Regions from separate parts of the Homo sapiens genome. Here region 1 is linked to region 2. Evidence: chromatin contacts called from ENCODE Hi-C or POLR2A ChIA-PET data. All regions are on one chromosome and are shown on one strand. The core of a region is the stretch at or near the end of the contact, and the rest is flanking DNA. Distances in the headings are between cores, read along the strand shown.

Region 1 (2,767 bases), core at 137-2,636, 380 kb before region 2:
AAATAAAAATAAAAATTAGCCGGGCGCGGTGGCGGGTGCCTGTAGTCCCAGCTACTTGGGAGCCTGAGGCAGGAGAATGGCGTGAACCTGGGAGGGGGAGCTTGCAGTGAGCCGAGATCGCGCCACTGCACTCCAGCCTGGGTGACAGAGTGAGACTCCGTCTCAAAAAAAGAAAAACAAAAAAGCCAGGCGCGCGGTGGCTCACGCCTGCCTGTAATCCCAGCACTTTGGAAGACCGAGGCGGGCGGATCACAAGGTCAGGAGTTCGAGACCAGCCTGACCAACATGGTGAAACCCCGTCTCTACTAAAAATACAAAAATTAGCCGGGCGTGGTGGCTCGCACCTGTAATCCCAGCTACCCAGGAGGCTGAGGCAGGAGAATCGCTTGACCCCGGGAGGTGGAGGTTGCAGTGAGCCGAGATCGCGCCACTGCACTCCAGCCTGGGCGACACAGAGACTCCGTCTCAAAAAAAAAAATAAAAAAAAAATCATAGGAGCATCACAACTCACAGCACCTTCCTGTTGTCTGAAGGCCCCTCCTTTGGGTCCCTCAGGACTGGCTCCAGGGCTTCAGCCTTGGAACTAGTTGTGGACTTTGGGTCCCTTTGGAATATTTATCTTTGGCTTGGAATAATGCAACAACGTACCAGACCCAGCCTTGCCTTCTCTATGCCCCATTCCTCCCCAAATGACTCCAAGACTGTACCCCTAATCCTGAACCCTTTGCTGCACTTGCCCTAGTGAAAATCAAAGGTCTGCAAAGGCCGCGTCATTCCTGAATGATGTTCGGAGTCTGATGTCGTTTCTATGGGGGATTAAAATTAGCGACACTGGAGATGAATTACAGGGTGCAGCCAGTAAGGAGGGAGAGAGAGGGAGGCAGGTGCGATTCCTTCCACCTAAGCATCCTGGCCTGGCAGGCAACCTTTCCAGGGTCTTTCAGGCTGCAAGCGACAAATAGTTGAGGATTGTGGGTTTCTCACGCGTAGGTGGCAGCGGCAAGTTAACCCCAGGAGAGGTGCCAGTCAGCAGATAATTTGCAAACGAACGTATTCTCCTCCTCCTCCGAGGATCTGAGCCTCACGAAATACTCTTTTCTTCCTTTTTCTCCCTCCCGCAGTCGAGTTGCCTTCCGTCCAGCTAGGGTCCCCTCCCCGCCCGGGTCCCCTCCCCCTCCCGGTCCCCTCCCCCGCCCGGGCTCCTCTCTGTCTCCCCCTCCCGGACTGCGTCCTCGCTCCGCCGGGCCCTCCTCGCCGCCAGCTTGTGAATGAGACGCTCAGTTTCTCAATGGAGCCGCGGGGGGCTCGGGCGGCCGCGGGGCGGCCGCAGCGTTGGCCGTGAGTCAGGAGGGGGGCGCGTTTCCCTCGCTCCCTCTCCACTCCCTCCCTTTCGCTGCGGCCGCCCGCGAGGAGCCTGGCTGAGGCAGCCGCGCAGGTCGCAGGGCCAGCGTCCGCGAGGACGGCCCGGCTGGGCGGCCCCGAGCTCTGTGGCGCTGTGGAGGAGCGGGAGCGCGGCCGAGGAAGCGGGGCGCCGAGGGGGTCGGCGGCCTTCGGGAAATTTCCGCCGACCCTTCGCTCCCGGCTCTAAAAGTTCCTGATTTCCTATTTCCTTTTAAATCCCGAGTGGCTGTTAGCTCTTCGCCTGCACTTTTTCTTCCCCAGGAGATAAGGGGGAGTGTGAGGAACGGAGCGAATAATATAAAAAAGGATTTCCTCCCGGAAGAGAGCGGCAGTTCGGAGAGATTTTTCTTAAGGAAGCAGAAGCGGCGTTTGCGGCCGCTGCAGGCGCCGGGCCCTGCCGGCCACACTATGCGCGAGCCGGCCCCGGGCTGCTGAGGCGCGGGGACGCGGAAGCGGAGGCCGAGCGCGCCGGGCTCCCGCGCTCGCGAGCGAGTTTTGTCCGCCCGGCGGCGGTGGCGGGGGGATGGAGCCCGCGACCGCGCCCCGGCCCGACATGGCGCCGGAGCTGACCCCGGAGGAGGAGCAGGTAAGCGGGCCCGAGGCCGCCGCGTTGGGTGTGTCCGGGCCCCCGAGGCCTACGCCGGCCTCTGCCTCCCGAGTGCCGGCTCTTTGCAGCCACGGGGCCGCAGCCCCCCGCTCCCGTGCCCGGCTCGCGGGCCTCCCTCACCGGCGACCGCGCCCCAGGCCGCCACCCCCTCGTCGGGGGACCCACGGGACCCTACTCCCGTTCCCGCCGCTTCTTTCGCCGAGGCTTACCAGCCTCAGACGGTGCCCTCCGCACCCCACCCCCTATTCCAGGGGCAAAGTTCCTTGGATCCAGGGGCCTTCTTCCCGAGATTTGCAGAACCGCTGCTTGCCCCCGGCCCTTCCACTCCCTTGTAAATGTTTTCCGTGAGGGTTTGTGGCTTTTGAAGGGCAGGAAAAGCCCCAGTTTGGGGGGTGCTTCCTGTGGGGATTATCTCCCTTCCCGAGGAGAGGGCTGAGAGTATTGGATGCATAGATGCCCTAGATTTTCAGAGGAGCCTCTTAGGTTTCTCAGGCCCACTTGGGCAGGTTATGGAAGATCCAGCCCTTCTCGTGTTCCTAAAGTCCCTGGCCTTGACCCCCCTATTCAGCTATCCCAGACGGGGCGCATCTCCTCACCCGCGCTTCCCTACCCTCGTCTCATCTGACTGTCTCCATCTTTCTGAAGCTTACATTGAGCTCTATTGTTCCTTAAAAGCCTATGACCTTTAGTTTTCAGAAGGAAGTGGTTTGCTGTCTCATTTTGGGGGCCCTTGTAACTTTCCCTCCCGCACATTCCAGC
Region 2 (2,748 bases), core at 108-2,607:
GTGGGAAAGGAAACAGCTCTCTGTTCCCACTTTCACCTTCTAGGGGCCTCGGGATGGCCGATGGCAAAGACCAGGAAGAAGAGCGCGATTCCTGCCCAATTGTGGCCAGCATCTGGATTCTCCCGGAGGGCTGGATCGGGCCTCGCCGAGTGTTCTCCCATCTCCCACCTTCCCTACCTGAGGCTCTGGGCTCTCCAGACGCTACAACCCAACCTGGGGCAGCCCAAAGTCTCCAGTGGAGGGGAAAGCGAACGGGATCGGTCTCTATCCCCTTTCCCCTACCCGCCCTGAACATAACTCGGGTGCCTAGGGCCCACAGCCGATTTCGCTTAGAGGCTGCCGCCGCACCCGACCTGGCGGGCTTCCGGGTGTCCCCAAGCCCCTCCCGGCGGCGCCGAGACGCACGTGCATCCAGCAGGCTGACACACAGGCCGCCGCCACGCATGCAAACCCGTGCCTGCACGTACGTGCATGGCCCACATCTGCACACACGCCATTCCAGAACTGCGCTCTCCCCTCGCTCGGGCCCCGGGCATACGTGTGCACGCAGGCAGGCCCGCGCACCCAGCCCCACACCGACGCCCGCGGACCGGCGGGAGGTCCCGGAACAGGGGCGGCCCGGCGACAGGGTCCGGGCAGCCTCCGCCTCAGGGCGATCCTGCCAGCCTGGGCTGAGGCCAGAGGGGTGAGTCAAGAGGTGGCGAGAAAACCGCAGGGCCGTCCCATCCCAGCAGGGCGCGTCCAGGGCCCCGCGGTGCCTCAGCGCCCGGCGCCCCCAGGCCCAGCCCTCCAGTGCCCCCTTGTCCCCATACCTCCTCCTCAACGCCATCCCCCAGCAATCCACGTGACAGGGTCCTGCGGGAGGCCGGAGGGCTCGGCCTGAGTTCCTTCTCGCCAGATTAGGCGCCTGTTCTCCGCCGGAGACCCAGAGCGCTACCAGGTCCCGGGAGCCTCGAAGTCCGGGGAAAGTCGGAGCAGCAGCGCCACCCCTGCCCCGCAGCCCGTTCGCGGGGGGCCGGCGGCAGCCAGAAGCCGCAGCCCCTCGGCCCAGGCGCGGCTCCCTCAGTCCCCGGGCCGGCCGGTAGGGGCGCCCTGGGGCAGCGCCACCCGCCCCTTCTCCACGCGCCGCCCGCAAACTCGGCCCAAGTTTCCGCGCCCGCCGAGCGGGCGAGCTCCTACCTGCAGAGCGCCAGGACTCCCGCCGCCGCTACCCCAGGCGGCCTCCGCGTCCGCATCCTCCAGCGTCTCTCAGGCCGCGGGTCCTAGTCCGACCGGGCCCTGCGCGGGAAGTCGCAGTGAGCACCAAGCCCGGAGCAACCCTCCTAGCTGCCGTTCGCGCCGCCGCTGGGCGCCGTCTGCGGTCCCGGGCGGGGCGGGCTGGGGGCGGGGCGGGGGCGGGGCGACTCGCAGGGTTGGGGAAGAGCCCGGCCCCGCCTCTGGGAGCCTGCGCTCCTGTGGGCAGCGGGTGCGGAGGGCCCGCGTGGGGCCAGCTCGCTAGGAGCGGGCTGCGGGCGCTGTGCACCGCCCGTAACCGCCACGCTCCACGAACCAGTGCCCGGCGGGCCCGTCACGCGCCCTCAGTCGCTCCCTTAGATCGTTCATTCACTGCCACTTGCTGCGATGTGACCTTGCGCCTGCCGCTTGACCTCGCTGAGCTTCAGTTTCCTTATTTGCAAAAGTGGAATTCTGTCTTCCTCATAGCGGTGGCGGTGTAAGCTTGGAAAAGGGTGTTTGCAAATATCTGGCACACAGTAGGTGCCGGCATTCCCCTGTCCAGCACTAGTGTATTAGGGGGCTGGAGAAGGGCTCCTTGATCTGTCCCCTCATTTCGTTGTAGTCAATGAGGGCAATTTCCAGACTCCTGCTAGGGCACGGCAACTGTCTGAGGAAGCGGCAATCTCCCCATCCCTGGAAGGGCCGGGAATGAGGGTGCTGGGGGATTTGCAAAGTAGCCTGGGTGAGGCTCCCTCCATGAGGCAGACCGGCGCGCAGCCTGTGAGGCGGGTGGAGTGGAGCACGCCCAGCCAGGAATGGTGTGTTGCAAAGAGAGGCTGGAGGGGGGAAGGGGTGCCTCTCCCTGGACCATCTGACTGTGGATGAGAGCCCCTCAGTGCTGCTACTTTATCTGAAGGAATCTGGTCCGTCAAAGCTCCTGGGCTGCCCGAGGACTGGGAACAGGTGTGTGCAGTGGGGAAGGGGAGGGCAGGTGGACATGCCAAAGGTCAGAGTCAGTTCAGGAAGCAAAACTATCCCCTCAGATCCCAAAGGTAAGTTCTGCCTGAGTCAGAGCAGAGCAGGCCTGAGGCTGCAGGTTCCAAGAATCACCAAGCAGCTGGAGCAGCTGGAGCTGAGGAGGAGGGGCTGGGCGCTGCAGGTAGGAAGAGGAAGTGAGGTCACCTGGGGAGCGGGGGCGGGAGGTGGGGGGAGAGTGTCACTTCATTTAGAGCTGGAAGGACCTTAGAAATAGAGTCGGGAACCATATAGGGAGAGACACTCAGAGAGGGTTGGGGCTTTCCCCAGGTCACTCAGCAGGCTGGGACAAAATCCCAGATCTCCTGGCTCCCAGCCTGGGGCCCTTCCTGCAGCCACACCTTAGCGTCAGGAAAATACATCTGCGCGCGGACAGCTAGGGGTCACACCAAACATCATACCCTTAACCCCAGCCTGCAGCCCCGTGGGTCACAGGCTATTCACTGCTCTTGCCCCTTACCAACTCTGCTCGCCCCTCCTCCTCCAGCACCGCGCCGG

The links. Hi-C counts contacts between places; a loop is a spot of excess contacts on that map. ChIA-PET counts read pairs that join two places held with the same protein, here RNA polymerase II (POLR2A). Pooled maps may share reads with other maps.
Region 1: a pooled map shows a loop between it and region 2 (5-fold over the local background). The contact joins the promoter of PTPN9 here to the promoter of C15orf39 in region 2. A Hi-C loop is called at or near these places in 6 of 50 pooled maps. POLR2A ChIA-PET finds 5 or more read pairs at or near these places in 2 of 52 experiments (HEK293 and activated CD4-positive, alpha-beta T cell).

What each region holds. Positions count from the first base shown.
Region 1 is chr15:75,577,934-75,580,700 of GRCh38, reverse strand. PTPN9 (protein tyrosine phosphatase non-receptor type 9) reads left to right here and starts at 1,386. Exons shown (of 13, transcript NM_002833.4): 1 at 1,386-1,987. The coding sequence starts at 1,925. RefSeq lists silencers at 1,029-1,518, 1,779-2,178 and an enhancer at 1,221-1,819.
Region 2 is chr15:75,200,491-75,203,238 of GRCh38, reverse strand. C15orf39 (chromosome 15 open reading frame 39) reads right to left here and starts at 1,357. Exons shown (of 3, transcript NM_015492.5): 1 at 1,180-1,357. RefSeq lists silencers at 221-270, 391-1,550 and an enhancer at 1,032-1,754.